Linked DNA regions of Homo sapiens: region 1 is linked to region 2. Evidence: chromatin loops called from intact Hi-C (ENCODE). Cell type or tissue: PC-3. All regions are shown on one strand. Each heading gives the region's core, and the rest is flanking DNA. Links, peaks and the distances in the headings are about the cores only.

Region 1 (5,400 bases), core at 175-5,174, 49 kb before region 2:
TTCTACCCCCCAAAAAGAAAACAGGTAGAAAATTTGCTGAAGTGAAATCTTATTCAGATTTGTTGCAATGCAACATTGTCTGATTTTTATGAATATAAATTAAAACTGAAAATTGGTTTTATCTATTTATCCTAAATACCCAAATTATTTAAAATTCTTTATAATACATCCTCCTTAACATTTTTAATGTTCTTTTGTTAAAAATACGTAAGTAAGGGACTCTGAAAACTATAGAGGAGTTTCATATCTTTAGCTATTAAACACTCCTGACCCCACTCACCCAAAGGAAATAAGGCAGTCTCTCAGTTGTGCAAAGTTACAAGCTACAAGAATGAAAGCTTAAAAAGCTCAACAGTCATGCAGCCTTAAGCCACAAAAGGCAGAAACAATTCAGAGAATTTTTTTCCTATATAAAAACACTTCAAATCCAAAATCTGAAGTCTTATCAAACACATTCATTTTCTCACTTGAATGTGAAAAAAATTACTGTTAAAAAATTACCAGATAAATGAAATGTAATGATATACTTAGATAATGGCCCTGTTAAAAGACCAAGAAAATCAATTTTTAAAAATTTGTTAACACTTATAAACTTCTGCTCTGTAAAGCGATATAAATGAGCATAGCACATAAAAATTGAGGTAACTAGAAAAAATAGGGTTTAACTGTTGCTTCGTAAAAAAAAAATCAGAGATTTAAATATTGAATTTCATATAAAAATGGTTATCTTTTCATAAATTATCAGTAATATCTAGAGTAAAATGTGAGTTACATAGGCACAAAGCTGTCGTAGAATTTCTCTTACGAAATGAGCGTTTTTGGAAGGTAGTAAAGTCAGTCTACTATGTTGTTCCAGGAAGCTTTAATTAAGTGTATCCTTGGTAGTTCTACCAATAATGTTATGGACCACCCCCCCGCGCCCACCCCCACCGCCGGCACAGAGTTCTGCAATATTTTAAAAGCAGAAGAATCCTACGTTTAGTTGACTAGAAGGAATTTTTACTTTCTTAGACTAATGCCAACTATTGTTTGAAATTAAATTTCCCATATGAGCATAAAGTGTCAAGACAACTTTCTTTGGCATGGCACTATTAAAAAGGTCTACATATGAAGATACTCAATCTGAGGGTATAAATCATCAATTCTTCTGTTCTCATATTTATATGGCTATAACCTATGGGCTGAATGGTACAGTCATTTTTCTCTGCAACCAAACAAGGTAAATAAATGTGATATATTGGCATATCACCCCACCACTCTGCATATGGTGCACATTAAGGTTGTATTCATTTGCCATATGAATATAATTCCTTTTTACCACATCTACTATTAGTTACAAGCAGTAAATACAGAGTTGTTTTGCTGGAACTTGAGGGCCTGCATTGCATCATGGAGCACTAAACATCCTGGACCTTCTGGAGAATTTCATAGACATACTTTTAATGTCACCTGAACTTGAACACTGCCAACATACCATTTGAAAACGCTTCTTGATAAATGCTTCAAGGAAAAAATAAAAATACAGGGTAGCTGTAGTGTGACAGTACATTCCAAATGCAGGCCCAGAAGGGAAGGTCTTGATGAGACACACACAAGAACTCTTGTTCCTGACAAAGGATCAGATCAAGAGTCATATCCAGGTATAAAATGGTTTCTTGTTTCAAGCATTACTTTCTTATTCAGAATCTAGTGAACATAAGGAACCTAAACATAAAATACCATCCAAATAACTTCCTCAACGGTAACTTATTGAAGAGCTGTGATCAAGAAGCTAACAAGTTTATTTCATCACCAACTGTGGTGCTTTGTTTCATTAGGCAAATATTGTGCTTGCTTTTTCCTTACACAAAATATTTATCGTACAGTTGCAAATCCAGGTTAGGGTAGGGTAAAAGGAGGAGTAAAGTGATTTCTTTTTAAGAACTCATATGGTTCAACACAAATGTACATACCTTGACATTTGTGACCCTTAAATAATATATCACAGGCAATTAAAAACAAAGTACACCTGTCTTAACCAAGTACCAATTTTCATGTTTCCCAACATTAAGTCCCCAAATGCATCCAGCAGATGGTGCTCTAGGACACCTACTTACAGAGAGTAATATTGTTTATATTACATCCACCTAAATTTTGGCAAGACAAAGAATAAGAATTTATCAGTAGCTTCAGTAAAACATACTAGGCTTCACAATAAAAAGGACATAATTCCTAAATATGTGTACAAAAATATGCATACACATAAGCACATGTGCACAGAGGCAGCCAGTAAATAATTCACACCTGGACATGTTATGATACTACTTTTCTTACAGACTTGATGAGTAGTCTATGTGTATCAGTAGTATTTATAGTCACATGGCAAGATCATTCTAAATTCATTAAAAAAAATTTAGAATGCCTTAAAGTTAGAATTCATTTTTAATTATAGCAGGAATGTCTCATTAGGGTGATACTAGTAAAATTAACAACAGTAGGATTTACGGTAATGACTTAAGTGATTGATGAGCGTATAACAAAATGAAGTTTTAGACAGAGAAAAAGCAGGGCAGCTATGGCATACAGTACTTTAAAAAACAGCTCTGTGGTCTGTTAGTGCTAGCCTTATGGTTAATAAAACCTTCTTTCTAATTAACGGTGCTGAAATATTCTTAAAGAACAGAATCTTGTTGTTATGAAGAAAAGTTAGGTTTTTTTCTCAGTAGACGCCAATCCCATAAAGGAGAAAGCTGACATAGATTAGCATGTCTGATTGCAATGAGGAAAAGAAAAAAAATGCCACCTTTCAATCAAATCAAAACCAGAATGCGAGAATGGAAAATGTATTACTGAAATACTACACACACAAATCTGTGCAACACCCTCACAGTTAGCAACCATTTGCTTCTGAAGCTGATCGAATGTGGCTTTAAAAGATATTATTCAGATATCTAAAAATACCTAATAAACATTTAATTTTTTAAATCCATGTTTATGAATATAAAAGTGAATAAATAATAACTGTTTTGTATATATTCATCTTGCTTATCTAAATAAGATCATGTCAAAGTTTAAAGTATTTATTTATCAATGGAATGCACTGGGGAACATTTTCTCCAAAATTTAAAAATGTACAGTCTGGAGAGCATTATTCTGAAGGTGAAATAACTATCTCAGGAAAAGCACTTTGGTGACAAGGCTCAGTCCTAAAACACAGAGTACTAGGACAAGGAGAGAGAGATGCCATGCTTTCATGTACAAAACATCTCTCAGTGAAATATTCTTGGTTAATTTCATTTTTTAAATCCCTAATTAAATGGAATCCTATATTCATTTTTCTTCTCATTGAAAAAACTGCATTCCACAGGAGATAATTATTACAAAACAATAGAGTCAAAGATGAAAAACTATCTGGTATACAGGAAAATAAGCCTTTTGCTATGTAGTCTAGGCAGGCTTCATAAAACATTTACACTTTTTAAAGCCCCAAATTACAGTATTTATAGGTTTTACACTTGATCTTAGCCAAAAGGCTGAGAAGCGATGTATTTATAGGTTTTATCCAGTTTGAATTAGCCTGAGATTGCCAAAGCAGTATGTATATTAATATTAGATAATATGATATTTTTAAAACTTTGTCATACAGCTATCAACTTTACATATAACATCAATATTAGATATGGAAAAAACAGTGTATGTAGGCTTATGACCCTAGAAAGTAAAATGACTACCTATTCCCATGATTTTTTAAATAAAAAAACCCTGAGATAGACCTATAAAATGCAGAAAAAGCAATAACCTGGTTTTCTTTTATCTATTTTCCCTTCAAGAAAGAAAAAGTCTACAATAAAAAATTTAAAGTTGAGGTATTAATGTGCATTTATAGAACATATTGCAATTATATGTATATACACGCTTCACCACTTCTTAAAGGTCATTTACATTGTATCTAAGAGGTACAATATAGGAATACACATAACCTAAAACCCTTCATCTGAAAAGCTCTGACTTCAGCAGCTGCATTGTGGAACCATCAATGAGCCAGAGGCTTATAAAATCCGAACCAGCTTGCATGAATGTTTGAAACAGTTTACACACGGTAACAATGTCTTTGTTTTTGTTTGTCATTTTCTTTTGAAAAGCGTAGATTGCATTTTCCATTTTTCTATTCTAATATGTGTAAATTCTCATTATAAGAAAAAGTGCCTATTTGTCTTTCTCCTGGATTCATCTTTCAAAGCTGAAGCAAAATTAAATCGGGGCATCAGACATTATACAGGGGCTTGAAAGGATAAGGTTCACTTTGAGAAAGGTAATTTAATTCAGTCAAGATACATTACAATTTTCTAAAATTTTTATTAGATGTGCTGTTATATTATTCTTTTATTGTTTTTCTTTTCATTGCTAGCATTACTAGGAGGTAATGTCCACCATACTGCAGACAATGAGAGGGTATAGATGAAGTACGCTATGAAAAATATAACATTATAATATTTACTCTAATGCCAACAAGATGGTGTTTTGTGGTGATTTATTTGCTCTAATCATCCTGTGCTTCTGATAACACCTTAACTCAGTTCTGTTGTTGCTTTCATTTTACAGACAAGACAGAAGGACCACAGCAAAGCTTGGAACTTAGATTTTTTTTTTACTACAAACCCCAGGATTTGTTCAGTCCTACTTAATTCGTTTTTTAAAGGCCATGCATGTAAAAACAATCTCTAGGTTGAGTTACAAAGTATTTAAACATATGAAAATATATTTAAATGTATACATATATCATGATATATATCATACTTTCTTCCTTTGCGAAGAGCTGAAAATTCCTAACTTTAAGGCATACTTAACTTTCTGAAATGCAATAGTAATTACATACAAGTGTAGCTAATAGGTCTTTAGCTGCTTTTTAGAATACACATTGGTAATGACGGTGTATAACATAGAGAACATGATTAAGTAAAATAAAACAAGAAACCAAGAACCCAAATATCTATGTGTGTTCAGATTTCTTTATGTGCATGAAATACCTTACATTTTTAAGGCAAGAAAAAGTTCTTAAATATTTTGAGATAAATAGCAAAATGGTAGATTTATTATCAATTTTAAATATAGGTTTGCCTGAGATAATTGAGTGAATCTCGGTAACTGGATTTACAGAAACCAGAAAAAAGAAATTGAAAGGAGTCACTTATTCTAAGAGGACAGACAGGAAGAAGGACCAGAATATTGTGTTCATGATGAAAAGAACATGGTACTTTTCAAAAGAATATGAAAAACAAAATCCCTGAAATTTGCATCTTTGTAATTTCTATTGTAATTACAGAGATGTCTGTATAAATGTGAAATACATGTACACCTACTCCCCGACATATACACACACTACAATTTGATCACAAAGTCTGTATTATCAATAGCATCACA
Region 2 (5,400 bases), core at 226-5,225:
TCTTTTATCTATGTGCAGGAAGGGTATGCAGTTGCCTCTGTGTAGGTAACTTCTGCTCATGACTCTACCCAATGATCTTATTCATCCTTCAATATGCAACTCCAGCCTCTCATTCTCTGGAAAACATGCCTGGATTCTGTCAGTTTGGGCTTAGTACCTATCCTATGCTTGTGCATACATACTTACATATATTTATCTCTGTACTGAATTTATCAGATTATATTATAATTGTTTAGTTACACTTATTTTCCCATTAGATAATGAACTCTAGCTGAGGGAGGGCAGGGACTTTGCCTTTCAACCCTTTAACCTTATTACATGATTCGGGTTTAGTAAAAGGTTGTTGAAAAAATGAATAAATTAATGACCTATTCATGTTTTCTGCTTTCTTGCCTCACTTAACAATGAACTCAGCATGCATCCACTAGGAAATGGTCTCTGATAACTTCTCTAGTGTTAATGTTTTATGATTCTTTCTATGATCTAATCAGTAGTTCATATTCCTTTTATAGCTGTGTTTTCTAACCCAGGGATTTAACTGTGAGCAACATAAGGGAAAGAACTAACACTTGCTGAGTACTTATGAGGGGATAGGCACCATGCCAGGCGGTTTACATGCATTATATGTCATCTCATCCTCTGTAGAGTGGGCATTATCGTATGACTTCTATATATAGGAAACAGAGTCTGAGGAACACAACTAGTAGGCATCAGGGCCATGACTCAAATTCAAATTTATTTATTTGTTTGTTTCTTTGTTCATTCTATTATATCAAACTGCATTATACTATAGGATTTAGCACTGGTAAATGGTATGAAAAGGCTATAATAAAAGACTATTCCCCTCAACCTTTTTTTTTGAGACAGGGTCTCACTCTGTTGCTCAGGCTGGATTGCCATGGTACAATCATGGCTCACTGCAGCCTTGACCTCCTGGGCTCAAGCAATCCTCCCACCTCCCACAGCACCCAATAGCTGGAATTATAGGTGTACACCACCACACCCAAACAATTTTTAAATTTGTTGTGGAGATGGGGCCTCACTTTGTTGCCCAGGCTGCTCTTGAACCCCTGGACTCAAGTGATCCTCCTGCCGTGGCCTTCCAAAATGCTGGGATTACACGTGTAAGCCACTGCGCCTGGCCCCATTTATTTTAATGATATTCAGAAAGTTTTATAAATTAAATGTGTGTATTTATTTTAATAGTGCTAAGTAACAAAGCGATATATTCTCATTTCAAGAATATCAAATACCTACCATACTTAGAATATCACAGGCCATGTTTAATAAATGCCAAATCTAATACAGAATATATATTATATATAAGTCTATATAATGTATAATATAAAAACAAATTAAGGTGTGATGTGTGGAAGACTATCAGTTAAGGCTTAATTTTCTCATAATTAACTACTTAGGATTGTGGTAAAGAAAAGGAAGTCAAACTTAAAGCAAAAGTTTTAACGGTCTTTAGCAAAAGTTGATCATAAAAAATAAATATTAAAAACTTATCTGTGGCCGGGTGCGGTGGCTCATGCCTGTAATCCCAGCACTGTGGGGGGCCAAGGCTGGCAGATCATGAGGTCAGGAGTTCGAGACCAGCCTGGCTAATATGGTAAAACCCGTCTCTACTAAAAATACAAAAATTAGCCGGGCATGGTGGTGCATGCCTGTAATCCCAGCTATCCAGGAGACTGAGGCAGGAAAATCACTTGAACCTGGGAGGCGGAGGTTGCAGTGAGCCAAGATTACACCATTGCACTCCAGCCTGGCAACAATGTGAGACTCTGTCTCAAAAAAAAAAAAAAAAAAAAAAAAAAAAAACACTTATTTGTTATGATGCTTCTTCAAAAAGTTAAACTTGGAATTATCACATAATCCAGAAATTCCATTTCTGGGTGTATATCCAAAAGAATTGAAAGCAGGCATTTGAACAGATGGTGTACATCCATACTCTTGGCCACATTGTTCATAATAGCCAAAAGATGGAAACAACCCAAAATGCCCATTGATATATAAATGGATAAACAAAATGTGGTATATATATATACACAATGGAATATTACTCAGCCTAAAGAGAAAGGAAATTGTGATACATTCTATAGCATGGACAAATCTTGAAGATATTACGCTAAGTAAAATAAGCTAGACATAAAAAGACAAATGTTGCAGCATTCCACTTCTATGAGGTATTCAGGGTAGTCAAATTTATAGAGATAAAAAGTAGCATTGTAATTGTACAGGGACTGGGGAGGAAGGAATGAGGAGTTATTGTTTAATGCTTAGAGAGTTTCAGTTTGGGAAGATGAAACATTTCTAGAGATGGATGGTGGTGATGGCTGTACAAGAATGTCAATGTTCTTGATGCCACTGAACTGTAAACTCAAAAATGGTAAAAATGGCCAGGGGCAGTGGCTCAGGTCTGTAATCCCAGCACTTTGGGAGGCCAAGGGAGGCGGATCACTTGAGTTCAGGAGTTTGAGACCAGCCTGGGCAACATGGTGAGACCCCATCTCTACTAAAAATACAAAAATTAGCCAGGCGTGGTGGCAGGCACCTGTAATTCCAGCTACTCAGGAGGCTGAGGCAGGAGAATCACTTGAACCCAGGAGGCGGAGGTTGTAATGAGCTGAGCTTGCGCAACTGCACTCCAGCCTGGGTGAAAGAGCGAGACTCTGTCTCAAAAAAAAAAAAAAAACAAAGGTAAAAATGTTCAATTTTATGTTATATATATTTATCACAATAAACAATTTTATTTGAAATTATAATGTGTTAGTTTAGGTGAAAGAAAAAATATAATTGAGCTTACACCTATATTCAAATATATATCTAATGTCTACATGGAGTATTCCCACTTTGAAATATCCTACCAAGTCAATTTAACATTTATTTTTCCATTGTCTGATCACATATGCTGAACTCAGAGTAAGAAAAGATGGTCAAAGACAAACATAAGTCTTCTAACTCTCTGCTGTACAATGCTGTAGCCTCTAGTCATCTGTGCCTATTTAAATTTATATTAATTAAAATTAAGCATTTAGTTCCTTAGTCACACTAGCCACATTTCAATGTACAATAACTACATATGGTTCATGGTTTATTAGACAGTGCAGATAGAGAACATTTCCAGCACTGCAGAAAATTCTAGACAGTGTTCTTCTAGATTAACGCACAGTAAACTTCCTTAAACAATCATTGGTGTGTAAGTGGGGACAGTGGTCAATCCAGAATAAAAATAAAAAGCCAAGCACATAGAGTGACTCATAGAGGAAATAACTAGCTGATTGAGTGTACTACTTGTTAACTAGCCATGACAAACAGATATAGGCCAAGTGACATTTTTAATCATGAAAACATTGCGTAACCTTTAATGAAAAGTAGAGCTACTTATGTCATCTTGGACATACCAAGAGACAAGTCTTTTAAGTAATAGGATCTTGCATTGAGAGAAACAGTGTTAAGCATATTTTCACAGCAACTCTATAGAACATTACAGAATTTCAAAATTAGAAATACGGAGATTGCATATAGTGACACAAAAAATATATACTGGCATAGTAAGTACAACCAATTTATGCTGGTACAAAAAACAATATGCTGGTATATTAAATACAACCAATCTCTTTTTAAGAAATTATAAAATCAGTTCTACAGTGAGAATTCAGTTATATATCAGCTATGTAGAGATATGGATAATTACTACAGGATAACAGGAGAAAACAAAAATAGCTGGTATATTTGTTGAAGAATTATGGGCATTTAACAGAATAAAGTATTACGTTCAAATATTGCCAAAATGAACAAAAAAAAGAAAGTAAATAGGCCTATGCTATTTTATCCCAACAATAAAACTATGCAGTGTTTTGTAACACTACCTGTATGTTGCTCTCACCTCAATACCTTTATGGAATCCTATGTATATTCTGTGTCATACAGTCAATTGATGTTCTGATCAAATAAAATACCCCCAGAAGGAGTATTTTCAAAAAACTGAACAACTGGAAGAGTCTTTAAGAGTTTATGTGACCCAATTCTCTGCTACCACAGTTTTTAAAACTGAAACATAGCAATTTAAAACTTGGGCAATTTAATGCAAGTGTACATCTAGTACACAGTGCTTTTGTGTGCATGCTAACTTATCTAGCACATAAGCCAGGTGATAATATGCCAATTTATTTAAATATGTACTTACATACCTTCCGCATGATCAGATCTTAGTAGAACTATAAAAGAATGCATCAAGTGCTAGGGAAAAATGGCAAATCTCACACATTACAAATAATGTTCCCTTCAAAGTGATATATAACTTGCCCCATGAATCAAAGCTCCTGGTTTCCTAAACGCAGTTGTGTTCTAAAATTGTACAGATTAAGGTTGTATCATTCAATTCTATAATTTTTCATATGAAGTATATTGGAATTAGAAGGATGCATAATTAGATTAGAAATACTAAAAAAAGTAAGGTCTTCTACAGACTTTTTGGTGAGTGCTGCATTTGCCAAAATCATGTTTTAAGTGTTTTACTTGAGAAAATAAATGACAAGAATAAAACAAGTTCAATAACATCTAACAACAATTTGATCACATAGGAAAGATTTGGACTTCAACCCCCCCATTAACTTCTATGTGGTTATATATGTTCTTAGGTATTACATATAAATATGTGTTTTATCACATTTCAATAAATTTATGCTCATAATCATATCTCTTTAATGAATTATTACTATTTTCCTACAAAAATCATGAGTAACCCCCAAAGTTATATAAAATTATAAATAAGATTATTTATACCTTAACAGGTTCAAATAGAAAAAGCCGTCATCTTATATTGGGTCAAACATTTTGTTGGAAGGAACCTCTGGGTTCAAGTTCTTGCTAGGTCACTGATAAATTATTCTGCTTAAGGCACTTTACATCTAGTTTCACTTTCTTCATCACTAAAATCAAAGGATGGGGGAGGTGTTCTCTAGCTCCTTCTAGTTTAAATATACCTGACTATAAGTTGCTTTCTCAATTCAGATAACTTACCTCTCTCAACACAGGATCAGTTATTGAATTCAGATTGACAGCTCCTTCATAGGTCAAGTAATAGAACACATTGAGGGCTCGGACAGCTTCTGGTCCTTGCTGTTTATAGCCAAAAATGAGATCAATCCATTGGTGAAGCTGGCAGGAAACAAATTCACTCTCCAGGGCCTGAAAAAAGGTATACATTGTATTACTATGCTGAATTCCTTTTTAAAAATATAGAGAGACATTTAGAGCAATCAGTAAAGTTTAACACTAACTTTACTGTGAACAAAGATTTTTAAAAAACAAAACTTGTGGCCGGGCGCAGTGGCTCACGCCTATAATCCCAGCACTCTGGGAGGCCGAGGTGGGCAGACCATGAGGTCAGGA

Evidence for each region. A loop is a pair of places that touch in the nucleus more often than their neighbours do. Peaks named below come from ENCODE experiments on the same cell type or tissue, not always from the same donor. Only the 100,000 strongest peaks of a DNase experiment are listed, where the experiment ranks them.
Region 1: a loop joins it to region 2, with 4 times the contacts of the local background. A loop is called at or near these places in 3 of 110 quality-filtered maps.

Annotation. Positions count from the first base shown.
Region 1 is chr4:150,295,990-150,301,389 of GRCh38, forward strand. The region is part of intron 53 of LRBA (LPS responsive beige-like anchor protein); the gene reads right to left. Among named protein-coding and RNA genes, the nearest start is that of DCLK2, 220 kb to the left of the region's middle. In PC-3, for the core only: a CTCF peak has its summit at 2,069 (motif pointing right); no DNase peak of the experiment used is centred there.
Region 2 is chr4:150,344,964-150,350,363 of GRCh38, forward strand. LRBA (LPS responsive beige-like anchor protein) reads right to left here. Exons shown (of 57, transcript NM_001364905.1): 48 at 5,029-5,196. Among named protein-coding and RNA genes, the nearest start is that of LRBA-AS1, 230 kb to the right of the region's middle. In PC-3, for the core only: no CTCF peak of the experiment used is centred there; a DNase peak (open chromatin) is centred at 3,278; H3K27ac peaks cover 405 bases.